7 separate regions of the Mus musculus genome follow, and all the other regions are linked to region 1. Evidence: chromatin loops called from intact Hi-C (ENCODE). Cell type or tissue: heart. All regions are shown on one strand. Region 1 holds the start of Gas1 (growth arrest specific 1). Region 2 has its middle 82 kb from the start of Gm5084. Region 3 has its middle 27 kb from the start of Gm19866. Region 4 has its middle 100 kb from the start of Gm5084. Region 5 has its middle 34 kb from the start of Gm35333. Region 6 overlaps Dapk1 (death associated protein kinase 1). Region 7 overlaps A530065N20Rik (RIKEN cDNA A530046M15 gene).

Region 1 (4,000 bases):
GCGCGCGCAATCTGTGTCTAAGTTTTTAAAGTCTTACAATGAATTCTCAAAACTCCCTGCCTTCGCTATACCCCCCGAGGTGATCAGAACTCAGAGATGAGGAGCCTGAAAATTAAAGTGACTTTCGAACTTTCTCGGATGCAAAGATGGGGGATCAGTAAGAATTAATAAAAGTGTCCCCCCACCCAAACAAAAAGGGGGCGGAGGAAGGGAACAAAAAGGCCGGTGGCTGAGCCGGATGCAGGCAGCTGGCCCTAAGCCCTGCCCGCTGGCTCTGTGCGCGAGCTGGGGTTCGGTATCCCAGCCTCCTGAAGAGTGGGAGGAGCTGGGCCTGTGTCAGGCTCCCTAAGCCGTTCCTTTCAAGCCCTGAATGCCTGAATGTGAGCTGCCCACCGCCCTCCCCCACTCTGCAGCCCCACTCCAGCGGCTCGGAAAAAAAAAAAAAAGTTTCAACAACAACAGGCTGGACCAATAGCAGCTCGCAAAGCCGGGGAAGGGGGCCGAGCAAAGGGCGCCGGAGAGTGGAGAAAGGAGAAAGCGGGCAAGCCTGGAGCGCGCGGGGCCAGGGCTCGGCGAGCCGGAGGAGCGTTGCTAATGTTTTTGTTTGTTTGCTTTTCTATGCATGCATAATGAGGGGGCGCCGCGGCACCACACGGGGGCTCCCGGCCCACTTTTGTATTTAAAGCCTCGCGGCGAGCTAGTCCGCAGCCGGGCTCCGCGGATCCGCTCCCCAAGCTCCGGGTCTCGGAGCAGAGAAACGCTCCGAGTTTCGGGGTCCTCCCTGCGCCTGGCGCCCAGAACTTCCCGGAGCGCGGCCCAGACCGGGGTAGAGGGGGAGGGGACCAAGCGTCCTGGCCGCGGGAAGGCGGGATGCCAGAGCTGCGAAGTGCTACGCGCCGCTGAGCCGGGAACCGAGGAGCCGCCGGCCGCACGACTGTCTGCAGGCGCCTAGCACCATGCACCCCCGGCGCCGCGCGCTCCTGCAGCTTCGCCGCGTCCCCCCGGAACGGCACTGAGCGCCTCCAACCGTCTACCGGACCCGGACCTGCGTCGCCGCGCTTCTCAGGGAGCCCCGGCCGCGGTGCCGGAGCGAACACCCGCCTTTACCAGCCGCGGGGCCGCCGGCATGGATGGATGAGGACGCCCATGCCAGAAGTGCGCGGAACTCGGACAAACTTTTCCAGCGGCCCCGCGGCCGCCACCCGAGCCTCGTCTCCGCTCCGCACCGCGTCCGGCGGCCGCTGCTGCCCGCGATGCTAGCCGCGCTGCTGGGCGGCGCCGGGGCCCGCACGGGGACCTTGCCGGGCGCCTTGCTGTGCCTGATGGCGCTGCTGCAGCTGCTGTGCTCGGCACCGCGGGGCTCGGGGCTAGCGCACGGCCGCCGCCTCATCTGCTGGCAGGCGCTGCTGCAGTGTCAGGGCGAGCCCGACTGCAGCTACGCCTACAGCCAGTACGCCGAGGCTTGTGCGCCGGTGCTAGCGCAGCGCGGCGGGGCTGATGCTCCGGGGCCCGCCGGCGCCTTCCCCGCCTCGGCCGCGTCCTCGCCGCGCTGGCGCTGCCCGAGCCACTGCATCTCGGCGCTTATCCAGCTCAACCACACGCGCCGCGGGCCCGCGCTGGAGGACTGCGACTGCGCGCAGGACGAACACTGCAGGTCCACCAAGCGCGCCATCGAGCCCTGTCTGCCGCGCACCAGCAGCGTGGGCCCGGGCGCGGGAGCGGGCTCGGTCATGGGCTGCACTGAGGCCCGGCGGCGCTGCGACCGGGACAGCCGCTGCAACCTGGCGCTCAGCCGCTACCTGGCCTACTGCGGCAAGCTTTTCAACGGGCTGCGCTGCACAGACGAGTGCCGCGCGGTCATCGAGGACATGCTGGCCGTGCCCAAGGCGGCGCTGCTCAACGACTGCGTGTGCGATGGGCTGGAGCGGCCCATCTGCGAATCGGTCAAAGAGAACATGGCCCGCCTGTGCTTCGGCCCAGATGCGAGCAACGGTCCGGGCAGCAGCGGCTCGGACGGGGGCCTGGACGACTACTACGACGAAGAATATGACGACGAGCAGCGCGCTGGGGCCGCGGGCGGCGAGCAACCCCTGGACGACGACGACGGCCTTGCGCGCCCGGGCGGCGGCGCTGCTGCGGCGGGCGGCCGCGGAGACTTGCCCCACGGTCCCGGGCGCAGGAGCAGCAGCAGCGGCAGTGGAGGCCACTGGGCGAATCGAAGCGCCTGGACCCCGTTTGCCTGTTTGCTGCTGCTGTTGCTCCTGCTGCTCGGGTCACACTTGTAGCTCCTGCGCCCCTGCTGCAGGCTGCTCCAGGCCGGTATGCACGACCCAGCTGGTTCCCGAGCAGGGCACCTGTGGCTCGGAGACCGGAGATGGTCGGGAACACTGACCCACACTCTTCCTGGGTGGACAGGGCCCAGCTCGTACCGCAGCCAACATGTTCGGCCCTCTTCTGTGCGGTTTTCCAGGCTGCAGAGATAACCGGCTGATCTATACTGCCAGCTCTAATCTGCAGAATTCGGGACACCCTGCAAAAGCAAAGGAGGCCTAGACTCAGAGTGCTGAACGGTGGGGGTCTTTCAAGTTCCAATGGACTTGGAGAAGGGATGTTGAGGGAATTAGGTTTGCAAAGGGGCCGGGTTTTTATTTGTCTGTTTGTTTTGTTTTTAAACTGTTTTCCGGTGAGGGAACACATAGTACTGGTAACGACTTAAATTGCTTGTGACCACTGAGAAACACAGCAATCGTAAGTAAATAGAAAAGTTCCCCTTACCGATTCATTCCTGTGCTCTTGGTGTATCTATCCATCGGTAATGCTCAGTGTGGAGCTGGCGATTGCCTTTGGGGGGGGGAGGGGCTTCCCCGAAATTACAACTGCATTATATTCCTAACCCTTCACCTTTAATTTTCCTGCCACCATTCTGATCCCTCTGCACCACGTGTCTTAGAATTAAGGATCCAAAAGAAGAAAAAAAGTTACCATGGTGTTGAACAATGCATGTTTTTTATCCTAAAGCTCGGTACTGCCATCTAGGAAAACCTCTATGATGTTTGTTCTGTTGTCCTTTTTTTTTTTTCCCTCCACCAAGAAATTCTAAATTTGAATATGCAGAGATTGAATATTACCTCTGCCCCTATCAGGGTCTTCCACCCTGGTACGTCGTATATAAACTGTATTAAAACTGGGGTTTCTTACCAGTTGCTGTACTTTGTATATAGAATTTTTTATAAATTGTATGCTTCAGAAAATAATTTATTTTTAAAAAAAGAAATTAAAAGTTTTAAATCTGCATCATTGTTGTATCTCCCCTATCCAAGAAATGTATAGAATACATTGGTCATGAGGAATCCACTCCTGCAGCCCATCCAAGAAATGTATAGAATACATTGCTCACCAGGAACCCGCTCCCGCAGCCCATTTTGAAATGTGCCCTGTGTAGAAGAATGTACAGTGTATTTTACAGATTTGAAGTAACGTTCTTATTTTCAAGAGAATTTATGGACATTGTAGAAATGTATAAATGCATTTCCAAACTGCCTTAAACATTGTATTTTTATAGACATCATTTTTTTAAATCCCGTGTTTAAAAAAAAAAAACTATGACTTTGTGTATTTTTGGTTGTTTTATTAAAAATGCACACACCAGTAAAGAGTTTAAACAGTGTCTATGGTGCAGTTGCTTTCGACAGTTACACTGCATTTAACCCAGTGATGAGGTGGGAGGGCTGTGGAGGGAGGGGGCACTGGAAGTCCATCCAGCTTCAAGTGAGATTAAAACGCAGCACAAGGCAGAGTGTGAGCTAATGCTGCCTTTAATTTAATGAACAATTAGACGTCCGTAAATGGGGCAGCTAAAAAGAATTTGTAACTGGCCTCTGCTGCTGTTGTCATTTGTGAAGAAAATTCACAAAATACTCTGTCTCTTGTGTGAGGATAGCCTCCCCCTCCCTGGGAGACCCACCCTGTGCACCCCCCTCCCCTTTTCTCCTGACCCCCA
Region 2 (4,000 bases), 110 kb before region 1:
TCTTCTGCTGTGCTAGGCTCGGCTGGTGAATCCTTAGCTCCACTCCTCTCTTTCCCCCACCCTGTCAGTCATACCTGTGACTTCCTACAGAGTCCAGAATAAGCCCCCCACCCCCAGAACAGGCCATCATGTGGGATCCATGCTTCAGAAACCTGCTGGCTAGGATGGATTTTGTTCTTAACCCCCCCCCCCTTTTTTTTTAATACAGAGACAGAGAGGTTTGGTCTTAGACAATAGAGGCACTATCATCACATGAGCTGGAAACACAAAGATCACAATACAATTTGAGACACGTCTTACAGTACAATCCCGTTTTCTATCCTAAACAATGAACAGTAGTAGAAAAATGAAAATAAAAATTATAATGTACTCTTTAGAAGTAGTCTTGCTTTAAAATGTTTTCTTTGTTGTCAGATCCCCCTCTACACACAGAAGAGTATGCAGGTAAGTTTTTGATGCACTATAGTCTCATAAAAATGGCCAATATGTAAACTGTAGGCACCCTAGAATAAGAGCAAGTGCTCAGTCGCCTCGGCATCGTGAACCTGGACAGGAAGCAGCAGAGCGCTCTCTGTATTCTGAGGTAGATGTTTATGCTGTTTGCTTCCTTGTCTGTCTGTCTATCTGTCCACCCCACCCCACCCCCTTTTATTAGTGAAAGCATTCTGAGTGTCTTACAGAAAGACTCCTTCACAACTCCAAGTCTTCAAGATTTATACAAGGCTCTACCTTACTTGGAATCTCAACGGCAACCCTTGAAGCACACTGGCTATTTCTATCAAATCTGTTTTGACATTGACCTACCACATGGGGCTAGAGAGATGACTCAGTGGTTAAGAGCACCGACTGCTCTTCCGGAGGGCCTGAGTTCAATTCCCAGCACCCATATGATGGCTCACAACCATCCCTAATGGGATCTGATGCTCTTTCCTGGTATGTCTGAGGACAGCTACAGTGTAGCCATATACATAAAATAAATAAATCTTTAATTAAAAATAAAAGAACCTACCACGTGGAATCACAGAACAAGTGGCACTAGCTGCTGCGAGACGTGGCTTTCCCTCCAGTGCTGTTTGATACATACCTGCCCAATTGACTGTTCCTTATATGGTGACCAGGATGGAGTTCCGTTTAGTAATGGCTCTGTCATGCTCTGGGGACTTATCACAAGACTGAACCTAAAAGCTGTTGTTTAGCTGAATGTCTTGGGGGAAAGGCAATAGTGTGGAGAGCCCAGCACATTGAATGGGTCTGACACACCCAGGCTGGGTTTTCAGGACTGCTGCACACAAACTGTGTGTTTCTACTTTCTAGTTAGTACTAGGGAGAACATTTTGGGAGGAGGCCGGGGCCTGGGCTTAGGGGGCCGGGCACTGATAACAACTGTGGCCAGAGTTTTGTTAACCTTCTCTAGGCTTTGTGTGGAAGAGCCCACCTGAGGGAGACGGCGATATAGAAGCCAGAGCAGAGGTCACCTTGCAGACTCAGGCAAGGCTAGCAAGTCTCTCATGATACAGAACTAAGAAAGAAAAGTCGTGTTCCTGCCCCGGGCTCTCAGAATTGGAGCTGGCACACCGTGGCTGACTCAGATTGTACGCCCAGTTTTCCTACACTCCAAACCACCTGAGACAGACAAATTACTAGCAGTGTTATTTCAACTCTGGATCGACAGCCTGTACCAGGCTCTGGAATGTTTGGTCCTGAGAGCCAAGAGGCACATTTCCACCAGACCTCTGGTATTTTTTTATCCCTTGCAACAGTGGAATTCTGGGGACTCTGCGTGTCATCGTGACTTGTGGAAGTATTTGATCACAGGGGGCAGTACCAATACTTGGCCTATCCTGAATCGGTTGTTCTTCCTGGGGACTGACTAGGAGGGCCATCTCATCTCCATAAATTTCTCTTTATGATATGTGGGCAATGTTAATCTTGCTTTCAGGATTCATTTTTCAAAACCAAAAAAGCCTATAAGACTACCCAAATGCCTTCAGACTTCTATGTTTTAGCTTGAATGATCTGAAGTTGGTAGTAGAAGGAAAGCCTTCTCTCTCTGTACCTTCTCTGTTCCTTCTCTGTTCCTTCTCTGTTCCTTCTCTGTTCCTTCTCTGTTCCTTCTCTGTTCCTTCTCTGTACCTTGGTCCTTCAGGACCAATAAAAACTTGAAATCTTGCAACAGGAAAAGACACTCATATTTTAGCATTGAGTCTTAAGGGATGAAGCAAACCGAATGTTTTCTTACAAGGACTGGATTTAAGGGCCAGTAAGAACCAAAAAGATGGCCATAGCTTGCTTGGAGCACGGCCTGTGTTGTTCCCACAGGCAGCTCCAATGGGCGGTGGTGGACCCTGGAGTCTGGAAAGTGGGAGAGAACCTGCTGTCATCATAAATTACTTTCATAGATACTGATTGCCACTCCCAGCATTCCTGCCTGGCCAGCTATAAGGTCACAGAAGGTTCAAGGTTTCCATCATAGCAACAATGGCTGCAATGAACTCTGATAGGACAGTGGGCCAGCTCATACTAACTCTGGAAGACAGAGGCCCCGCAGCCAAGAGTGCACCCACAGTGAAGGAAAGACTGCTTTCGTGACTCATGGTCATTATGGAGATAAATTTCTCCTTACATTGAACAGATTTCTCTAGAATAATATGAGACACGTTGCCTTCTTTTTCCAAATGCCAAAATTTCTTCCTGTCAATGGTTTCTTAGTATCCAGGAGAAAGAAAGCAGACGTTTGCCTTGAAGCTACCGACAACCGTCCTCCCCACAGCCGCTACCATCTCAGGAATTCTAATTTATCTTATCTCCTCAGACACACCGCCAGGAGAAATGTCAGACTTATTTTAAGAAGCCAGAAGGTCATTTGAGTTCACATAGGAGACGGGGCAAATTTTAATTTGCTTTTGCCCCCTTAATTTTGGTTACAGACTGTCCTATAAAATTAACCTGAATAATAATAACAATAATAATAATAAGTCTTCAACCAACTCGGGTTTTTATAAAAGCAGGAAGAGCTAGGTTACACACTACTAGAAGCACAAGCTCCCTGTCATATCACAAGTGTAGGCTGCAAAAGGATTTGAGGGGGTGCCCCAATGGAAGCAGAAGGGCTCGAGGAGGGTCCATGATGGGAACAAACTCTGATGAAATCCCAAGGGCTTCCTGCAAAGGGGACCACTGTAGTCTATTCTACAACTCATGGCTCTGGGATATTGCTTGTGTCACCTTACAAATATCCCTGAACATGTGCAAAGCCTGTTTGTGCTTGTCTAAGTCAGGCTGAGATGGTTGAAATGCACACAAGTTTCTTCCAAGCCTTTGATTTGCAACACATACACCAGGAGGCCTCCGTACAACACTATCCAGAATGCATCCCACAGAGGTGTGGCTGCCTTGGACCTTATTAGTGAAACACCAATCGCTAGAGAAGGGCAGGAAGAGCACTTTCTCTCAAAGCAAAGTCCTTGGCACCTGGATTCTGCAGCTATAGCTGACTCCTAGCATCCCTCCTGTTAATTGTTATGCAAATGCTAGAAATAAGTTGTAATGCTCATATTGATTGAGAGACCCAGTTCCACCGCAGATTATAGCATAAGGCCTATGCTCTTTCACGTTTAACAAATAGTATGCTACTTGGCTTTAATGATCAACTTGACAGAGCCTATAATCATTTTATAAATTAGCCTCCATTGAGGGATTTCTCAGACCTAGTTGGCCTGTACGCATGTCTGGGGCTGGGGGCACATATCTTGATTATTTATTGATGTGTGAGGGCCTAGCCTACTGTGGGTAACACCATTTTAAGCAGATGAACCTAGGTTATTTTAAAAAGCTATCTGGGCATGACCCAGTGAGGATCCAGTGTTTCTCCACTATTTCTGCTTCAAGCTGCTTGAGTTCTTTCCCTGAGTTCCCTCAATGATAGTCTGTGACCCGGGAGTTTATGCCAAATCAATTCTTTCTGCCCAGAAGTTGATTTTGGCTAGAGGGTCTTTTCACA
Region 3 (4,000 bases), 290 kb after region 1:
AAGAAAGGGCAAAGCTACGCCAGTGCCAGTTGCAAGTTACATGCCACGCAAGCATTCCCAGGGAAGTAAATGGAGACTGAAGCTCAGCACAGGGGCAGACAACCCTCTTGCTTTGTCACTGCCTCAGTCTCCCCATCTGTAAAATGGGAATGGCCGTGACCTCTGTGGGTCATGCCCTGTAAGGAGCAAACCAAAGAGACTAGAAAAGTCTTCAAGGAGTGTCATATTGACATCAAGACCAAGTGTTAGAATCTCCTTCCCTCTGTGTGTGAGGAGGGTGCCCGCTGTTTATCAGCTATGGAGTATTCAACAGTCAGAGAATAAACACAGTTCATGGTTCCTGGCGAGGAAGAGCAGTAAACATTTTTACTCCATGAAGGCCTCGATAGTCAGGATATGATAGTGTACGTCAGTTATCTCAGTACTTAGAAGGGTGAGGCAGGAGGATTATCATCTTGAAGCCAACCTAGGCTACATAGCAACGCCTCAAAAACATCTCGTTTAAAATTAGAGATATGGGTAACTACGCTTTTACCCAGGGATCCAGATAAAACCTCAGATGGAACCTTCATCAACCGCATTCTCGTGTTTCCCATGAGACTACAAAAGAAGCTGGCAACTGGGCTGGTGGAGAAGCAGCCTTCCCTCCTCACGGGTACCACATGGGGACCTGAGGTGAAGCTGGCATGCCAGCTGATGCTTACTGCCATTCTGCTGCCAAGTGCCTGACCCAACCCTTTCAGGGGAGAGATGTGGATTCAGACCTTGTAGCTAAGTGTGTACGTGTGTGCGTGTGTGTGTGTGTGTGTGTGGGGGGGGGGGGTCCCTGAATAATTTACACAGGATAATCCAACTTGGCTAAGCCTGGAGAGAGGGAACATGGATCCTTATTTAGAAATGTCTTTCTCCCCTCAGAATTTAGAAAATATCAATAGAGTCTGAAAAGATGGCTATGAAGTCACCAGCATGCCTCCGCTTGTCCCGAGGATGCAGAGATGTCACACCTACATTTTAAGAGGTACTGATATAACCATTCAGGTGCACTCTGTGACACCCAGGGGAGTTGTCCTTCTAGGTACAAAAAGATAAGTGGCCTTAAGTTAGTGTGTGGGACTCTGTGACTCCTTGCTCTCTCAGTACAGTCCTTATGAATCTTTTAAACAGCTCTTCCTCTAGTAGCACATTGTGTGTCCAACCATAAATGCCAAAGGCTGCTTCTTATCTACCCCTGATACAACTACAGGACGGTAGCAGAGAAGGAGAACCCATTCTGTGGTCTCAGGCAGAGGTCCCACTGTGGAGGACAGGCAGAACCTCATGGCAGGAAGTCCTTCCACAAGGCTATTGGTCATTTCCATTTATCTCCTGAGGGGTTAAGGAAGCTGATTGAGAGAGACGTTCCCATAGCAACCGTGCCGGCCTTCCACTGTGAACATACTGGTTCCATTCCTGATGCAGATTACATCAAACTTTGCCACTTCATGGCTTCATTTTAGCTGAGGCAGATGGTTGTTTGAGAATGTGATCACCGCCACCTTGTGGCACAGAGGAAAACAAAAGACAAAAAGAAAAAAAAATCCCCCCTCTGTAAAGGGCGAATTGTGCTCAGTTTAGGGTCAGTCTTACAAACTTTGACCACTTTTTCTTCTCTGTGGAAGAGCCTTCGTGCTGATCTGTGAACTGGGGCTGTAACACACACAGCAAAAACTCTCCTCCCGGTATCTCAAAATCTCACTGGTAATGCCAGGATTGAGCCGTAATCCCAAATAATTGTATTAACAAGAAAGTCACTTCCCATAATCTCTCCAAAAAATAATGTTATCCACATACGTTTTGTAAAGAGGTCTGAGTATTCTGGTTTAGCCATGTTTGGATTCTGTTCTTAGCCTAGAACAAGTTAGCCTGACCTAAGAGTATTTAAAATCTCCTGCCCTCCTATGCCACATGGCTTGCTTTCAGGGCTTTGCATACCCTGTCTCCTGTATCCACTGTATTTTCTGCTGCAAAGACATCCCTGTGCTTCTTTAAATGGGTCTAAGAAAAATGATTTTCAGTAACTGTAATTGTTTTTTCTCATGGTGAGCTATCTCACTGTGGGAAATTTAACTCTGATAAATACATACCTTCAAACATAAAGAATTAGTTATAATTGTGCTCTGTGTGTGTGTGTATTTGTATATATTGGTGTGTGTGTGTGTGTATATTTGTATATGTATGTGTCTGTGTGTATGTGTCTGTGTATGTGTGTATATGTGTGTGTATGTGGCTGTATATGCGTGTCTGTGTATGTATGTGTGTATGTGTGTGTATATGTGTGTGTATAGGTGTGTGTGTATGTGTATATGTGTGTGTATATGTGTGTATAAGTGTGTGTGCATGTGTGTGTGTGTATGTATGTGTGTGTGTGTGTCTATGTGTGCTCACATTATATGGCTCTACAGTGTCTTGTCTCTGTGGTTACTAACACCCTATGATATGAATAGCAATCATAAACCACAAAAAAAAAAAAAAACATACCCAGGAGCTGAACTCTTCCTAACTCTAACATTAACTCTAGCCATGGGTGTGATACTTATTTGGCCTCAGAGGCTCTGGAGTTAAAAGTTCAAGACAGGAGGAGAGGAGGACATGAGCCTTTGACAGAAATGCTGGGAATCTGAAATAAAAATACATGAATATTTGAGAAAGAAACAAAATGTGCACCCAGGACCAACTCTAAGGTGAAGGCACCTTTTCCCCAGAGGCAGCAGAGAGCTCTGGTGTGAGTCTAGTCTTCACTTTTCAGAATATCCTCAAAGTTAGATGGGGACAGACAGACAGACAGATAGACAGACACACACACACACACACACACACACAGAGAGAGAGAGAGAGAGAGAGAGAGAGAGAGAGAGAGAGAGAGAGAGAAAGAGATCCCCAGGAAATAGAAGTAACTCAAAGCACATAATGTCAAGGACAGTCACAGATTGAATAATAGCATGTGTCCTTGTTACTAGAAACCCTTGCTGTCCCCAAGGTTTCAAGAAGAGACTAAGAGAACACAGATGTGATGGGGGAGGGGAAGCTCTGTTCAGCCACAAATGTTTATCTGGAATGCTGTGGTTGCTGTTGTCAATAACTGTCAACTCCTCCAGGCTACAAGGGAAGGTGGCTTGTACTTCCTGCCTGCTGGGTCATTGGGTGAGACCCAGTGACCAGTTCTGGTGAATGGGAGGAGACAGAAGTGACTTTTGCCACTTCTGGGACAGATTTGATTAGTGACAAGGGTTAGAGTTCTCTCTACTCCATGTACCACCATGGCCTGCAAGTCGAGACAGTAGCCAGTCAGGGCTCTCAAAGAAAGTGCTCTGAATACAGCTCAATGAGAGCAGATCTTGGCCTATCTGTGTGGGGTGTGGACTAGAAGTGAGGAACCAACAAACCCACTGTAGTTTAGGCCAGAAACATCTGGGTGATACGCGTTATTGAGGCATGGCAGAGCCCATCCCAACAAAAGCGCATCACCTTGAAGGGAAAGTTTGGTTGCCTTTTTGAAGTTTGCAGAGGTAATAGTGGTCTGGTGCTTCAAGAAGGTGCTGGAGTGGGTTGTTTTTGGTTTTGTTTTGTTTTGTTTTGTTTTGTTGTCTCTGAGAAGCTCTCCACCATCTTCTGGAAGATCAATGCTGCCTGTAGCAACTCTTACTTTATTTTAGGAAAAACACCAAAATACACCCTGCCTTGTATGAAAATAAATCAAGAAGGCTCTCAGCAGTTCTCAGTGGGGAGGAGGGAACTTCTAATTAAATCCATCTCTTGGGGACAAAGTAGAGCCTTGGTCTGGAAATGAAGATTGCTCCACAGAGCTGAATCAGAGCGGTGATTCACGGGCCTCCTGCTTTTCTGAGGGAGGGAAACCTACTCCTTCCTTTCCCGTGTCAATCAGTTATTCCTTGGTGGGGGGTGGGGGTGGGGAGGAGCTGACTATGGCTTCCCAAGGGCAGCCGAAAGGACCCTTCAGGAG
Region 4 (4,000 bases), 130 kb before region 1:
GAAGACCCAAGTTCAATTCCCATAAACCTCAGGACGAGTTACAAATACCTGTGATTCCAGTTCTAGGGGATTCAACACCGTCTTCTGACTTCTGAAGGCACTGGGCATCCAAGTGGTCCACATACATATATGCAGATAAAACACCATATAATATAATATTGTATAGTATAATATAATATAATATAATGTAATATACTATAATATACTATAATATAATGTAATGTAATATAATATAATATATAATATATTGTTAAAAAATATATTATATTGAGTTTGATGAAGGGGCTCTTAGTCAGAAACACTGACTGGCTAGGGCTATCGAGAATGGGGCTCCATCTAGAGAGAAGTTGACAGAGCTGCTTAGGGGATGTGTCACTGTGTTGGGGATTTTGATTGTTGTCCCCTGTATATAGACAAAACTGAGGGCTATCTCGGATATGTATCCCTCTGGTCATGTAGAAGGTCAGGGCTGATTAGAAGTGAGAAATTGAGACCAAAGTGAAAGGGATTCATCCTTCACTTAATGCAATACTATGGAAAGCCACTGCATAAAGTCATCTCTGTTGCTCTGGAAATTCTGTTTCTTGGCATCCAAGAACTCCAAATCCCCCATTTATCTTGCTCTGTGGTAAAGTCTTGGACCGGGAAGAAGCAACCTCAGCCACATTCACCAGATAAGTATTTTTTAAAACTTATTTTTAATTTAAATTATTTATTTATTTATTTACTTACTTATTTATTATATGTGTGGGTAGTATTGCTTGGTATGCATATGCCATAGCACATATGTGGAGTTCAGAAGACAACTTTCAGAAATCAGTACTCTCTTTCTACCATGTAACCCAGGGATCAAACTCAGGTTGTCAGGCTTGGCAGCAAGCCCCTCTTTCCACTGAGCCATCTTGCCAGCCTGAGAAGAATGTCTTTAAGCTTTGATTTTGCAGCCTGATAGATCAGTGAACATACTTAGAATTCCTTCTTAACTGCGGTGAGGAGGAGCCTGGGCTTTCTCTTCATGCTTTCCCCTAGCTTGTTTGGTAGCTGAATTGAGACAAGTACCCTGACCCCGAATCTGAGTTGAGGGCTCTGTGATCTTCAATATACCAGGTCCATCAATAGCTGACTCCAGAGGTCATGTATAAGCCTGCAAAGAGTCAGGAGACTAAATCTCTGAAGGCTATGAGTCAGGAGAAGGAAGGCCCATAGCTGATCCCAGTGCCAAGGTCTCCCTCCCTCCGCTGGCCCACTGTACCAGGCCTGCCTCAGCATGAGTGTTTCTTCTGGGTGTCCACACTCATTCCTTTCCTATTGCAGAGACTTTACCATGCTCAGTCCTTCTCAGAGGCATTGAAGAACGCCGAGGACAAGTCTTTGATTTGAATCAATGACTAACACTGAGCCTAGTTACAAACACCTACTTCCTAAAGGCCAGAAACAGTATCCCCAAGAGAAAGAATCATGTCCTTGTCAACTGCCCCTCCACTCTGACCTTCAGGCTGGCTTATAACCCCTTCATCCTTCAGAATCATGCCGTTAGAACCGGGAAGAACTCAGAACATTTTAGAGCCTGGAAGGAAGGTTCCAGATAGAAGATTCTGGTCTCCGTCCTCCCTCGTGACCGAGCAACAAAGAGGAATGCTCCGAAGGGAAATGTCTGGCTGAACGTTCAGAAGCAGCAGGAATAGGGGTGGGGTGGTTTTGGTTTCCGCCAAGGTCCTTAATGACATCATCGGTGCCGATCCACTAGCACACCCCTGAGCACCAGCGGGTGGGGGAGGGATGAAGTGACTGTTTCCTATAGACAAGACATAGTGGAAATGAGCTACTATGGAATATGTGTCGTGAAGTACAATATCAAGTAATGAGTTTGATAACACAATTCCAGTGAGTCCACCAACCATAAATAGGAAAATAAAGCCTATGGCTCATAGTATAGCTGGTAATCATTTTAATATCACCACCATGTAATGTTGCAAGTCGAAGAGAGCAACCAGGAAGTTCTCCGACGGCCATAATGAACATGGGTAAGCCTCAGAAGAATGGAGCTGTGCAGCATTAAGCAGGCTGCCGAATCTCTCTAGTGCAGTTTCCTCGTTTACAGAAAGTACGGATTTGTAGGCTCTGGGACCCCTGGGAGTGGCTGAGAGCTCGCTGTAGGTTTCACACAGGCCATCCCTTACAAAAGAAGAGAGAATATGAAGAAAACACCAAACTAACAGCCCTTGGGTGACCTGACTGTGTAACCAGGGAAATATGCAGGACCCAGGCTTTATTCCTTGAAATGAGATGAGGGCCTGGTCGCCTTTAAAGTCCCCTGCAGCTTGGACAGCTGACCAACAATGTAGAACACTATGCTCCTAACTGCACTGGGTGTAGCAACACCCACTCCGCCGTTCCTCTTTACAGTATATTGGCTACTTTGGCTGTCACATAGGTGTGTGTCCCCATTAGATCCCCACAGGTCCCTTCATTGCAAGATTCCAGAGCCGGACTACAGCCTTTGTCTTCTCAGGGGAACCGCTGTTCACACACATCTTTGGATACCGCAGGAAGTGAGGAATCTCAATCTTAACCTGTTTTCTCAAGACAAGGAACAGAAGCCTGGGCATTTGGCCCCGCCCCCGGCTCGCTTCTCTGCATAGAGCTCTTGTAACCGTCTGATGATGCATGTCTCTTTCAGGAGACATGCTCCCTTGGACCATTCCTAATATATCTGTATGACAGGCACCATCTTTACAAACTAAAGTTTCTATCAATCTCATCGTGTCCTCGCCATGACCCCAGAAGCTAGTCTCCTCCCCCTCCTCTTCTCAGAGAAGGAATTAAGGCTTGAGCTGAAGGGAGGGGCCAGATCATGGTGCAGCCCATACTTCACAGGCAAGCCAAGCTCGTTTCTTAGCCTAGGTTTTCTTCACACCATGAAGGCTGTGGTCGTTAACAGTCTACAAAAGTCCTGTGAAAATGTCCATATGAAATATAGGCCCCGTAATAGGTCTGTTTACTTCTGACCGTGGAAAGATTTTTAGGGCCCTGGCTCCCCAACCCCCTTCTCTTCTAAAGGCCCTATGAAGAAGTGTGTGTGTGTCTACAGCACCTCTTCTGGGGCCCCTGGAAGGAATCCAAAGCTGTCACTGTGTTTTCCATCTGGATCTAGTTCAAGAATCTCTTCGCTGCTTACTGTAGCCTGGAGGTCGCAGGCAGTGCTCTGTGAAGTGCTTTTGACAGGTTGGCTCTGCAGGGAAGCAGCCTTGTGCTGTTGTGCATCTGGAAAAGGCACGGTGGAGCCTGCAGGCACATCTCTCTACATACTAACCAGAAGACAGGAAAGCGGCCTCCGATGAGACTGCCCCCTTGAAGCACATAACGACTGCTGGTGTATCAAAGAATTTTAAGTTGTAATCAGCTAATAAAGATTTAAAAACATAATTCATCTCATAAAAAGCCAAACCAACCAAACAAACAAACAAAAACCCCTTAATTTTCCTAGAACAGTCATTGGTTTAAACAGTCACTGGTTTTAAAACCAGCAGTGAAAGGAAATATTTGAATTTCCCAAAGAAGGCTGAGGACAGGCCTTGGTCCCTGACTCTCAGCTGTCCATGGATTTACAGGCTTTAAGAAAAAAATGAAGCCTAACCAAGAAGTCAATGAGATTGTAGGCATGAAGGTTTTTTGGAACTTCAGAAAATCTGTGTTTCTAATACACACTGTTGGCCATAGTTTTCTTTAGAAATGACCCAAGATGTAGGGAATAAGAAGCCTATCTGGACCTTCATATGTGAGTGAACCCAAGCTCCAGTCAGTTACTACCTGTTAAACATGTTACAGTAGTCTGCACATCTGCTCCTGTCCAGTCTGTGAGGGATCCACTCCACAATACCCATTCAGTGCCTGAAACCCAGGTAGCCCTGGCCACTGTATCCAAACACCATGCTGCCATGACAGTCTGCTGCTAACCAAGATGGCTACTGTAAAAGATGGGACACGGGCACAGCATGGA
Region 5 (4,000 bases), 290 kb before region 1:
AAACCACTAGCCTTTCTATTATACACCAATGACAAGTGAATTCGGGGAAAATGAAAGAAATAGTTCCTTTCTTAACAGTCACAGATAGCACACCAACTGGGAAGAAATCTAAGTGTCTTAGGGTTTTACTGCTGTGAACAGACACCATGACCAAGGCAACTCTTATAAGAACAACATTTAATTGGGGCAGGCTTACAGGTTCAGAGGTTCAGTCTATTATCATCAAGGTGTGAGCATGGCAGCATCCAGGCAGGCATGGTGCAGGAGGAGCTGAGAGTTCTACACCTTCATCTGAAGGCTGCTAGGAGAAGACTGATTCCCATGAGGTTAGGAGGAGGATCTCAAAGCCCATCCCCCACAATGATACACTTCCTCCAACAAGTCCACACCTCCCAGTGGTGTCACTTCCTGGGCCAAGCACATTCAAACCACCACACCAAGGAAACAAAAGATGCCTGCAATGAAAACTTTAAAGTGCTCGATGAACACCTGGAGAGACGGCTCAGTGGTTGTTAAGAGCAGTTGTTGGTCTTGCAGAAGATCTGAATTCAGTCCCCAACATCTCACATGACACAACCATCTGTAACTACAATTCCAGGAGATCCAATGGCTTCTTCTGATCTCTGTAAGAATCAGTCACTCACACGGTACAGATACATACATGTAAGCAAACATTCACACCCACAAAATAATGATGAAAATCACAGCTGTTATGAGGGTAACCAACTGAGTTTTAAAGTTGGATACAAGGCCCACTTTGTAGGTGGGAGCTCGTGTCCAACAGTGTGGGCCTGGTCAAAGACCCATGGCTAGGGGAGCCATTGGCTCTAGGGATGAGCCTTCTAGGTTTATTTTGCTAAGCTTATTTGTTAAGCTGCATCTTAATAGTTATGCTTGCTCTGTAGTCTAGCAATATCCTCAAGTTTGTTCAAAGAAGTTTATCTTTGCAGGGAGCATTTGCTAATACAAACTCGCGGTTGGTGACAAGGTTGAGAACCAATCACTATACATGCTCAGCATTACACAAACCCCCCTTATTGTCTCCTCCACAGCTTGGAGAACATTGTGGAGGAAGCAGGAGAAAGAACTTAAGATCTGAGGGACATAAGGTGCTGTCATGAGGGCATGACATGGCTGCCACGCTCATGAACTCACAATGGCTAGAGCTGTCTGCACAAGTCTGAGCCCCCAAAACATTCAGCCATAGATGGGAAAGAGTTTCATAGGATCCCCTCCGCCCAGGGGGTGAATGGTGGTGGATGACTGCGGTGGGGGGCGGGGGGGGGGAAATAATTTTCTTCAGTGATGTAGCCACTTCTGCGTTATCCACAATTCAATGGACTCTCCACACTCTAGCCCAAGCTAATGGCGGTCACTAGAGCTGGTGGATCACAAAACAGAAACAAGAGGGATGGGGCTTGGTGGAATAGGAGGAGGGTAAGAAAGAGTGAAGGAATGAGTGTGAACAGAATGCATTATACACACGTATCAAATTGTCAAAGAATAGATTAGTAAAAATAAATTAGATCTCAGAGTCTCTCTCTCTCTCTCCCTCTCTCTCTCTCTCTCTCACACACACACACACACTTCTAGGAGGTGAATACACTTCAGTTTAAATGATAGAAACCTGGCTTTGACTTTTCTTCCTATAACTTTGGCTCCCAACCTTCTTGATGCTGCGACACTTTAATGACTTTAACGGAGCCCCTCATGTTGTGGTGACCCACAACCATACAATTATTTTAGTTGCTATTTCATAACTGTAATTTTTCTACTGTTATTAATTGTGATGCAAGTATTTTTGGAGATAAGAGGTTTGCCAAAGTGGTTGAGAACCGCTGCTTTAACTCAATATTGACTCTTCCCTGTTAAGAGAGACATCATGATGTTTATCGAAGACTCTAATGGAGTTTGGGTTGGGGGAGAGAATCTCGGTGATAATAAATTTTCATACAAATCAATTACTTTAATGCTATGAAATATTTAGTAACTCACGTCTGTCTGCCTAAAGCGGGGACAGTTAAATTATGACGAATGTGACATGTAATTCCTTGGGGACACCACTGGGTGGAGCCATTTCCACAGCAAAGATACAACAAAGATAAAATGGAAAATCGTGTTCAAGGCACAAAAGTAGCTTACTAATAAATTCTCTATGCTTCCGGTCATCTGGCCCACAAGTCTCCAAGCCGGCAATGAATGAATGAATCAATGAATGAATGAATCAATGAATGAATGAATCAATGAGTGAGTGAGTGGCTGAAAGAGGAAGCAATACAATGTAGCCAAAAGTTTAGCCAGTGGATCCTGTCTGTGGCTTTGGCTGTTTTTTGTTTTGTTTTTTGGTTTTGTTTTGTTTTGTTTTTTACACAGGGGCTGTAACAGCAGTCTAGTGGGCTGGCTGCATGGAGGGACGCAGCCCTCTGGGCCAGCTGATGTGATGAGGGAGCCAAGCTACTCCTCAGCAGGAAAAGGTCTTACACTTACATCTCAGAGCATGTCTTGGGCTGCCTAATGGAGCTGCTTCTCTTTTGTTCTTCCTTTTGCAGCTGTTTTCAAGCCTTGCATTTTAGGTGCGTGGGTGTTTGGTCTGACACATGTCTGTGCAGCATGTGCAGTGCCCGTGGAAGCTTGCAGAAGATGTTGAATTTCCTAGAACTGGAGTTATAGACACTTCGGAGCCACCTTAACAGTGCTGGGAGTCGAACTCCGGTCCTCTGGAGGAGCAGCCAGTCCTCTTACCCTCCAGGTACCTCTCGTAGGTTTTTTTTTTTTTTTTTTTTTTTTGACATATCAAATTTGACAAGTCAAATTTGTCTCCTGATTGAAAAGTTTTCACAGAGACATCATGGAGTTGGCTGGCTTACCCCAGAGTTTTCCACATTAAAATCATTTAACACAGAAACTATCAAAGATGACCAAATGAAAGGTGTCATTTATAATCCCAAGAGAGGGGTTCCCTTTGCTTAGAAGGCATTCTTTTTGGCTCTGAGAAAGGGCAGCTGAGGTCAGCTCAGGCTGCTGTACAGCCTGCTCCAGAGGCCCACACAGCCCACAGACAGAGGCCCACCCGGCCCACGGACAGAAACCCACTACCTCTGCTCATCAACTGCCACAGTGCTCTCTTTCTGATTATTTTCTTGGCTAAAAAACAGCACCAAAAGAGAGGTAATTAAAAAAAATTGACTTCTGGCAATGGTTTCCTATGCCAAGGGAAGCGAGAGAGCCCAATTTTATTGCCCCATGAGTCAGTTTTGTCTGTTACTGTAAAAAGATTGTTATGAAACTCATCAAATATTACTTCAGAGGAGAGCCAGTGTTTGTGATCTGTTCAGAAAACAAATTAATCAAGACACTTCCGGACGGGTCCTGGCTTCACTGGCTGAAGTGGTATTTACGTAGCCACCTTCCAGAACCTTCTCCCACACTTCCTTGGAAGGAAAGTTCAGGAAAACAGACTGTCTGGGACTAGAGTCAGTGCTGAATGACATGAAGAAAGCAGCCTGCCTTTCTCCAAGTTCAGCTTAGCTCAAGAGGGGACTGAGCAGCCAGATGAAGGTGCAGGCTGGGCACAGAGAACCCTGGTAGTCTGCAGGCCACACATAGATGACAGGGTCCCCAGAAGGCAAAGGCTTAGTACACAGCCCTAAGAATCAATGAAGAACCACATTTGCCAGCAAGTCCCAGAGGCCTGAGGCCTAGGAGGGGAGATAAAACCACCCTGAGCAGGATCTCTATACACCAGACAAACCGGGCCACTGTGGGTGGGGCTGTGCAGGTCATGACCCTCACTAGGTCAGGGTGAAAGTATATGCCTGACTTCAAGGACAACAAATAAAGAGAACTTTTCTATCCTTAAGTCTATATGTATCTGTGCTAGGGAGACAGCCCAGCTTGTGAAGTGTTTTCCTTGCAAGGACCTGAGTTTGAATCCTAGAACCTACACACACACACACACACACACACACAAAAGGTATGAGTTTGTGTGGACTTAGGAGGT
Region 6 (4,000 bases), 570 kb before region 1:
CCCCCTGGTGGACACTATGGAGAGACAGATGTATTTTAGATCCCACAAAATGCGGATGTTTGAGCATTGGAATGAATGTGTGTATGTATACCTCCTACAGTGAAGAATATCCTGGGTTCCCTGGGACTACTGGGCACTTGGTTAGGATTTACACAGGAAATAGATCTTGTTTAGAGTCATCTCGTCTTAAGACTTAGCTACATTTTTGCACATGACCTGAGGTTCAGGAGTAGACTGTAGAGTTTTCCAAGATTACAAATATCTTATAAATTGGTGGCTGGCTCACAAAATATTTAAATATTTTAGTACTTGTATGTATTTACAACATGTGTGTGTGTGTGTGTGTGTGTGTTTGTGTGCGCACATGCGCTATGGCACATATGCAGAAAGACGTCAAGTGACAGCTTGTAAGGGACAGTTTTGTCCTTCCCCTGTATGGGTCCTCGAACTTGATGGCAAACAGCTTTATTTCTCAAGCCATCTTCCTGGACCTATTTAAAATTTCATTTTGCCTTTATTCATTGAGACTCTTGGGTCCCTGGTAGCCCTGAAACCATGCTGTTTGAGTTGTCATGCCAACCATCCAATTGGTAAGCATTCACAGTCACTCCAAGGCCGTGGCAGGCTCTCCCTAGATCACCAGCACTGCGCTTCATGTCCCAGCATGTTCACCGAGACACGTTCCCCTTCCACGTCTGTCACCTTTGCATCGGTGATTCTACTGAGAAGTGGTTGCATGCTGTTCTTGGGTAAGGAACTCACTTCAGATCAGCAGGATGCCATACAGAAGGCATGCGGTGGCTGACTCTCGATGGCTACAAGAGCTGCCTGATCCTCCCCTTTTAGATAAGGAAACTGAGACCCAAGAACATGGATCAGAGCGGAATCGACTACTGCATCCTCTACCCATCCTGGAGTGCGAAAGGAAGATAAACAGAGGGGCGAAATAGATAAAGAAAGACATGCAGACAGAAGCGGAATCTCAGGCTGTGTGCTGGAGGCTCAAACAGGATCACACAGCCATCCGTAGCCCGTCTCACTGGGAAGACATGGCCCTACTGGGTCCCTGTCTTAAACACAGTGTAGCCGTGGGGGCTTCTTGACTTTATTAAGATTTATAAACCATCACTAGGAAAGTGTGCAAAATGAGAAAAAAGGCCCCTCCTCCTTACATCTCCATGGCGTTGTGGCATGCCGATTTTGTACCTCATTGTGGTTTCATTTCAGAGACAAATGCATCCACTTCTGGGAGCAATGGAGCATGGTCACCTGCATCCCAAGAGCTACCGTTGGTCTAAAACTTTTGCTTAGAACTGCTGTTCTTGGCTGATGAGTCTTAGTTGGAGGAGGCTGTGGTCATCTCTGAATCTCATGCCAACAAGCTACTCCTCGACTAACAATTGTCAAGGCATCCTGTCTTATCAAAGAAAGCAGCATTTTGCTAAATTTACACCTTGGCTTTTATGAGGCCCTAGACTCTGGGCTACCACACAAGCAAACACGTGTTCTCACTTCTCAAGTGGGGACCCAGGGACATCAGAACCCTATGTCTCCTGCCTCCTACCTGTGCCCAGGTCCCTTTCATATTTCATTTTCTGTCCGCCAAGAGATGGCAACCCTGGCTGGGTTCTTAACCTTCCTAATGCTATGATCTTTTGCTATAGTTCCTCATATTGTGGTGCACCCCCACACTAAAAATTATTTTTGTTGCTACTTTATAACTAATTTTTATGTTGTTATAAATCATGCTGAGAGTATCAGTGTTTTCCAATGGCCTTAGGGGACCCCTGTGAAAGGGTCATTTGAAACACCAAAGAGGTCGAAACCCACGGGTTGAGAACCACTGCTTTAGCCCATAAGCCAGGAGAGCCATTTTGTCATTGAGGTGGGCAGAATACACTAGAGTCTTGAAAAGCAGGAAAAGGGAAAGCAGCCTCAGTTGTCCGCATGCCTGTGGGAATCTAACCTCGTCGTCCTCTTCGAATCTAAATTTAGAAGAGTTTGATACAACCTTCCCTTGACAGAAGTTGCTGATAGCCCTCCACCGGTGGTCAACGCATTCTCAGTTTTGGCCACCAGGTGGCATGGTAGGGACAGCTGAGGAGCACAGAGCGGGACTCCCTGAAAAGCAGTTTTCACCAACCCTGTTTTCCTCCCCTAAGGAATGGCACCACACTAGCTATAGCAGGCGGGTGCTATGTGTGTTAATTGGTTTGGAAGGAAGCACACTAATACACAGTCCACCAAAGTGAGGCCGGAGCAGGAGCTCTGAGATTAGACCTGGCCACAAATCCACCCTGGCCAAGCCCTCCGTGATGGGGCTGGAAGGAGCTGGTAGGAGCTTGTCCACCCAGCACCCAGGAGGAGCATCAAGTTGGGGCCACTGTGCTACTGCAAGTTTTCTCAAGCCCTACAATGAGCTCCAGTGTGTGTCCCTTGGGTCTGTGAATGTGACTGGGCTGCACACAAGGCCCAATGGATTAAAGGTTTGGTTGAGTGCTTGCAGTAGGCTGGATATGTAAGACAGCACACCTCCCAACACTAGGAGTGCGCAGGTTTATGAACGTGGACCTTCCGGGTGGTTGTGAAGGTGGGTCTGTAACACAGGTTACACTCACCACCAATCAGCTCCCATCACTTACTTAAGTGCTTGCTCAAGAAGTTATCCTACCCAAGACTCAGAGAGCAACTAGCCTGCACGGTCCCAGCCAAGCCCAGCACCACACTGGCTATAAGCGCTTCCACTAGCAGGTCTCCCCGTCTCTCCTCTAGATCCTGACACCCACAGTCCGAACCTGGCGGGCCTCTGGGTTTACAGCTTTCTTTCTTCAGCACGTTTCCCTTGGCAAATTAGCTTTCACGTTCCCCAAAGGAAAGATGACTAAACCCACAGGCTGGAAAGGAAGCAACTGGCAATCTGGAGAAGCCAGATAAGGGCCCTGAGAAGAGGCAGCAGCGACTTCCAGCACATGGCACATGGCGGAAGCTGTTAGGCCCAAATGCACGGAGTGAGAATACTAATTATGCAAATGTCCTTCACTCCCTGTGAATTTTAATTATGGGCAACACCCAACACTGTCCATTTTCCAAAACATTCCTGAGCACCTCCTCAGTGTCTTATGCTTGGGTTTAAGAGAAAGGACGGGGCTACTTTTATTATCGGTTTAAGGAAAAAAATCCTACTGATGAGACCAATGAAGTAAACCAAGTCCCCAAAGCCCTGATAATCATGGAACTCGCAGGAACAGAGGCAAAGAAAATAAACTTCAAGACCACGGATACCGCATGCAGCCCACTCCCTATGACCTTGCATTTCCTTGCATTGAGGTGAAGAGACTGGACCTGGCTAGGCACCACAGTCCAGGTCCGTGCAGTGGAGGACTGAAGGGGCTCTTTCCTGGTAGGTAATCTATCTGTCTGCACGAGATAGAAGAGAAGGCACAGCTTCCTCCTGTTAGTTCCTCTGGAGAGGAGCAGCCAGAGGGTAGATGCGGGGCTTCCAGAGCCCACCAAACACCAAGTTCCAGAGACAGAGGAGACTCACATGAGGGGTCTATGGGATCATATGCTGTAAGCATTCCCGCCACATCCAACTGCAAGAACCCAGAGTGATGTCACCGAGCTGGAAGGAAACACCTGTGGCTAGCTCTCAGAGATAATACCAAATGTCTCAAGTCCTCCATATTGAACTGGGCCAGTGCAGGCTCCATACAGCTCAGTCCTGCCTGGTTTTCATAGTCCTGGCCTTGGCCTGGGTCCCTAGGAGTCTAAACCCTTCCAGAAGAGAAGCTCCTAAGGTCCCCTTAATGCCAGGCTCCAAAGCCCTCCCTGGTCCTGTGTCAGCCCCTCACTGCACAGGGATGAACACAGACTCTGACTCTCACACTGGCTTCCACTGGAGCCAGTGATAAAATGGCTTTGGTTCTATTTCCGTAGGCCAGTCCCTATTTCCTTCACGGCAAAAGTTCAAAACTACATTCCCAGGAGGTGAAAACCTCTG
Region 7 (4,000 bases), 100 kb after region 1:
GAGAGCAAATAGACTCCTCTGAAGAAGGAGGGAGGACAGGAGGGGTGACAGGGCATCAGTAAGGACGGTGATCCTGGCGGAGAAAAGATTGCTGTGGAGAGACAGTAGCAGGGACAAACACAAGCACACACCAAGCAGGAAGAGGTAGAAGGGGCTGCTGCTGACAGGACAGGAGCATAGATCAAAGCAGCAAATGATTCCTACCCTGTAGGACCTGCAGGAGACTGATGCCAGGACACTTCGCCCTTCCCTGGGAATACCCAGACCCAGACCCTCAAGTCCCTATATCGGAAGTGCGTAGTACTTATGGCTATGCTACACACACATGCACACACTTTAAGTGATCTCTAGATGATGCAGAGTACTGCCTTGTGCAAATGCTATCCCAGCGGTTACCAAGTACTCTGTGCTCAAGAGAAGAATGAGATTTGAACATCTGCCCTCGTACAGCAGCTACGCCCCTCTTTCATTATTTTGATCCATGGGTTGGTTAATATGTAGACATGTTTAAAAGGAATGCTGTGGGCTCCCAGCCACACTCTCCAATTCCCAGAATTCTCAGCTTCTGCTATTAAAATGCATCACAAGAAGCAACTACAATCAGAGGCAGGCATGGATTAGCGAGTCCTCAGCCCTTGTAGGGAGTTAACTAGGTCTTGGGGCATCCACGTGAGCATGAGATGGTTTCTAATCCAAGGGCAGGTCCCCCTTGAGGTATACCTCAGCTATGGCTGCTAAGGTACCAGGTTCTAATTGGCAATTAACACTACGGCCTGTTGGATGAATTGCTGCAATGATAGTTACCTTTAATTGTTAAGACTAGCCATCTCGGAGGAGAGTATGAACGAGAGATTGTTGTTGGTCTGTGGGCATTTTGGGGGTGGAGGCTGGATTATCTTAACTTAATGACTTTAGGAAGGCCCAGTCCACTGCAGGTAGCACTATTCCCTAGGCAGAGATTCTGAACAATCTAAGAGTGGAGAAATTGCCCGGAGCACAGGCAAACAATCGAGAGAGCATGCATGGATGCATTTTCTGTGCTCCTAACTGTGGATATCACATGACCAGGTGTCTCAGGCTCCCATCTTTGTGATTTCCCCACCACGGTGAACTGTATGTGGCCTGCAACTGTGAACTGAAATAAATTCCTCCCTCTCACAAGCTGCTTTTTGTTGGGACATTTTTATCACAAAAGCAGAAATGAAGCTGGGACAGTGGGGTTAAATGGGGATTTCTAGTTAAAGTGACTTAGAAGAGCAGCAATCATCTACAAGGAGACACACTCAGTGTCAGATGTTTCACAAGTCTCTTTCCACTGCAGCTAAAACCAAAAAAAGCTAAAAACACCAATGCTCAAAGATTTAACAATTCAGAGAAAATTTTAAGACATACCAAATGAGGACCTGATGACCAACAGCGGACCACAGAAGGTCCCTGAGCATCGAAGTTGACTAGGGAAGATGGAGCTAGAGAGGCAGCAATCTAAAAGACTGATATCTATTGTCCCTGAGAAGTAGCTTCTGCTTGCCCTTTCCTTCCAACTGCTTAAAAATAAGCACACAGTATTTTTTACAGTTGGAAAGAAGGCAAGAAATATTAACAAGAGCTTGTGTTTTCCTGTCAGTGAGTGGCCCTGCCCTGGCTGCTTGTTTGAACCTCACAGTGTCTCTGTATGAACGGACAGAGGGCTGATTTCCCTGAGAATCCATCCATGATGTCTGCCCATCTCTGTCTCCCAGAAGGAGGAGCAGGCTTAGATGCACATGCTGTTCTCATTTCCTCTGCTCCACAGCCCTGGAATATTTGGGAATTTGGCCCTCAGTGCACACTTCCAGTCACTATGTCCCAGTCTGCGAGCATTTGCGTCTGTGAAACGCAAACTGCAGCCCCCAAGGGAGGACACTCCTAGCTTCCTGCCTCCTGGAAGAGCACACAACCTTGTGCACAGCTGCCTCGACACGCTGGCCCGAAAACGAGAGTGGCTGAAAGAAGCTGCCAGATGTCTGTGATGGTTGGTTGCTCGCTGCTTCAGAAAACACATTTTCTTTTTCCTCGCTGGAGGCAGCAGATGACTGGAAGAAGGGTGTCCCCTCTTCACTGCCCTGGAAGAGTTGTGGATTTACTGAGAATTTTAGGGTGGGGAAAATGAGAGAGAGTCACAGTTGAAGTCTGCACAGGTGCTTGTTTGCTTGCTTGCTTGCTTGCTTGCTTGCTTGCTTGCTTGCTTGCTTGCTTGCTTGCTTGCTTTGAAGCCTCCTCTAGGTCCCTGCAGGTGGCCTGATCTGTGAGATGCTCCTGAGATCCATTCAGTCAGACTCTCCAAAGACCCAGGTTGTCCTTCACCTCCTGAAAAGGTTTGTAGATGGTCTTGGTGCTTACTAAGGTGAGGGGTGGCCTCTGAGGTGACACGCAAGATAGAGTGATTTAATGGAGAAAGTATAGGGTTGGAGTAGAACTCAGTGATAGAGCCCGAGGATCTGCATTTGACCTCAGAGCCTACATAAAAGAAAAGCAAAAACAAAAATGTCGGGTGAGGTGTTGTGATCTTGTAATCCCAGTCCTTGCGGGGCATACCACTCAGACCTTCTCTCTGGCCAACCAGCCTGACCTCCTAGTTTTTAGTTGGGTGAGTTCTCAGCTTTGCCTCAATTTAAAAAAGAAAAGTAGGCAAGGTAGCATTTAAAGATGACATTGGATGTGGTTATCTGAGCTCTACATGCATGTATATGCATGTACACACATGTATACATGTGTATACATACATGCACATGCACCCACATGCTCACATACACATGTCCTCTCTCACCTAAGGATGATACTACATGACGTCTGTAATTCTAGACCTCCAAAGGCTAAGACAGGGGTGGGGGTAGGGGAATCATGAATTCATGTGCAGCCGGGGCTTCATAGTGAAACCTTGTCTCAAAAGACAACGAAGAACTAGGGATCTGGCTCTTCAGAGTAAGAGTGCTGCCTGCTCTTCTAGAGGCCACATGGGATTCAATGCTGTCTACTCTCTGCTATGGACTTTTCCACATATGTGGCATATACACACACATACACACACACACACACACACACACACACACACACACACACACACAAAGCAAATAAATCTTTAAAAACAAAAGGGAAAAACTATACATAGCATTAGCAGGAGAGATCTACTTTACATAGCCCTGGTGTTATTTTTTTGGAATGACTGCCTCCTTGGGTAGAAAGGAGGTTATCTGAGGTCTACATTCATGTATATACATGTGCACACATGTATACATGTGTACACATACATGCACATGTACCCACATGCTCACATACACACTGTGCTGTTATTTCACTTCATTCATAAATCTGAATCAAACATCAATGTAACTCAAAGGCACATTCAGTCACAGACACAGGCCACCACATAACTCAATCAGGCAAGCTGGACCAGGCAGGGGAGGAAGGGATACAAAAAAAAAAAAAACCAGTCCCTTTGGTGACCATTTTTTTTTTTTGCCTATTAACCACATATGTTGACTTTGTGTGAGGAACTAGAGAGTCCAATCACCACAAACATGAGGGTTAAAAGACACTTGGCAGCCTTTCACAATGAATTAAATCAAGCAAGCCCGGGCCTGGGGAAGAGTGTAGCTCAATTGGTAGAATGCACCAAGCCCCGGATTTGATCCCCAGTACTGAATAAAAAGGCCACAGAGCACCTGTCTGGAACCTCAGCACTCAAGAGGTAGAGGCAAGAAGATCAGAAGTTCAAGGCCACCCTCGGCTACAGAGCAAGTTTGAGTCCAGCTTGGGCTACATGAGACTTTTTTTTTCCTCAAATTAAACAGAAAGATAAATTCAACTTAGTGAGCATGTACCCAGCTCTCCAGCTTCCTAGACTCTCCTTACAGGTTAGGTAGAGGATGTTTCTGACGTGTAAAAGCTTTTCCCCTTATCCAGCTGTAAAGATAACCAGTGCTCCCTCTAGTTATAATTATGCTGACTCTGAGGCCCAATC

Evidence for each region. Peaks named below come from ENCODE experiments on the same cell type or tissue, not always from the same donor. Only the 100,000 strongest peaks of a DNase experiment are listed, where the experiment ranks them.
Region 2: a loop joins it to region 1, with 2.2 times the contacts of the local background. A loop is called at or near these places in 4 of 42 quality-filtered maps.
Region 3: a loop joins it to region 1, with 2.7 times the contacts of the local background. A loop is called at or near these places in 17 of 42 quality-filtered maps.
Region 4: a loop joins it to region 1, with 2.3 times the contacts of the local background. A loop is called at or near these places in 3 of 42 quality-filtered maps.
Region 5: it touches region 1 in a loop (4-fold over the local background); 20 of 42 quality-filtered maps call a loop at or near these places.
Region 6: a loop joins it to region 1, with 3 times the contacts of the local background. A loop is called at or near these places in 7 of 42 quality-filtered maps.
Region 7: it touches region 1 in a loop (5-fold over the local background); 5 of 42 quality-filtered maps call a loop at or near these places.

What each region holds. Positions count from the first base shown.
Region 1 is chr13:60,174,072-60,178,071 of GRCm38, reverse strand. It overlaps Gas1 (growth arrest specific 1), which reads left to right and starts at 537. Exons shown (of 1, transcript NM_008086.2): 1 at 537-3,667. The coding sequence starts at 1,131. The coding sequence ends at 2,285. In heart, CTCF peaks have their summits at 651, 2,121 and 3,039; DNase peaks (open chromatin) are centred at 401, 1,551, 2,141 and 2,241; H3K4me3 peaks cover 4,000 bases; H3K27ac peaks cover 3,345 bases.
Region 2 is chr13:60,285,497-60,289,496 of GRCm38, reverse strand. No RefSeq gene overlaps it. Among named protein-coding and RNA genes, the nearest start is that of Gm5084, 82 kb to the right of the region's middle. In heart, no CTCF peak of the experiment used is centred here; a DNase peak (open chromatin) is centred at 2,496; H3K27ac peaks cover 2,677 bases.
Region 3 is chr13:59,887,319-59,891,318 of GRCm38, reverse strand. No RefSeq gene overlaps it. Among named protein-coding and RNA genes, the nearest start is that of Gm19866, 27 kb to the left of the region's middle. In heart, a CTCF peak has its summit at 1,528 (motif pointing left); a DNase peak (open chromatin) is centred at 1,378; H3K27ac peaks cover 1,615 bases.
Region 4 is chr13:60,307,362-60,311,361 of GRCm38, reverse strand. No RefSeq gene overlaps it. Among named protein-coding and RNA genes, the nearest start is that of Gm5084, 100 kb to the right of the region's middle. In heart, no CTCF peak of the experiment used is centred here; DNase peaks (open chromatin) are centred at 1,661 and 3,161; H3K4me3 peaks cover 537 bases; H3K27ac peaks cover 1,924 bases.
Region 5 is chr13:60,466,464-60,470,463 of GRCm38, reverse strand. No RefSeq gene overlaps it. Among named protein-coding and RNA genes, the nearest start is that of Gm35333, 34 kb to the right of the region's middle. In heart, a CTCF peak has its summit at 2,063 (motif pointing right); a DNase peak (open chromatin) is centred at 2,383; H3K27ac peaks cover 1,333 bases.
Region 6 is chr13:60,742,436-60,746,435 of GRCm38, reverse strand. All of the region lies in intron 19 of Dapk1 (death associated protein kinase 1), which reads right to left. Among named protein-coding and RNA genes, the nearest start is that of BC051665, 42 kb to the left of the region's middle. In heart, CTCF peaks have their summits at 7 (motif pointing left), 1,873 and 2,073 (motif pointing right); DNase peaks (open chromatin) are centred at 2,075 and 2,835; H3K27ac peaks cover 1,691 bases.
Region 7 is chr13:60,069,680-60,073,679 of GRCm38, reverse strand. All of the region lies in intron 1 of A530065N20Rik (RIKEN cDNA A530046M15 gene), which reads right to left. Among named protein-coding and RNA genes, the nearest start is that of Gm35193, 27 kb to the right of the region's middle. In heart, a CTCF peak has its summit at 2,061; a DNase peak (open chromatin) is centred at 1,879; H3K27ac peaks cover 163 bases.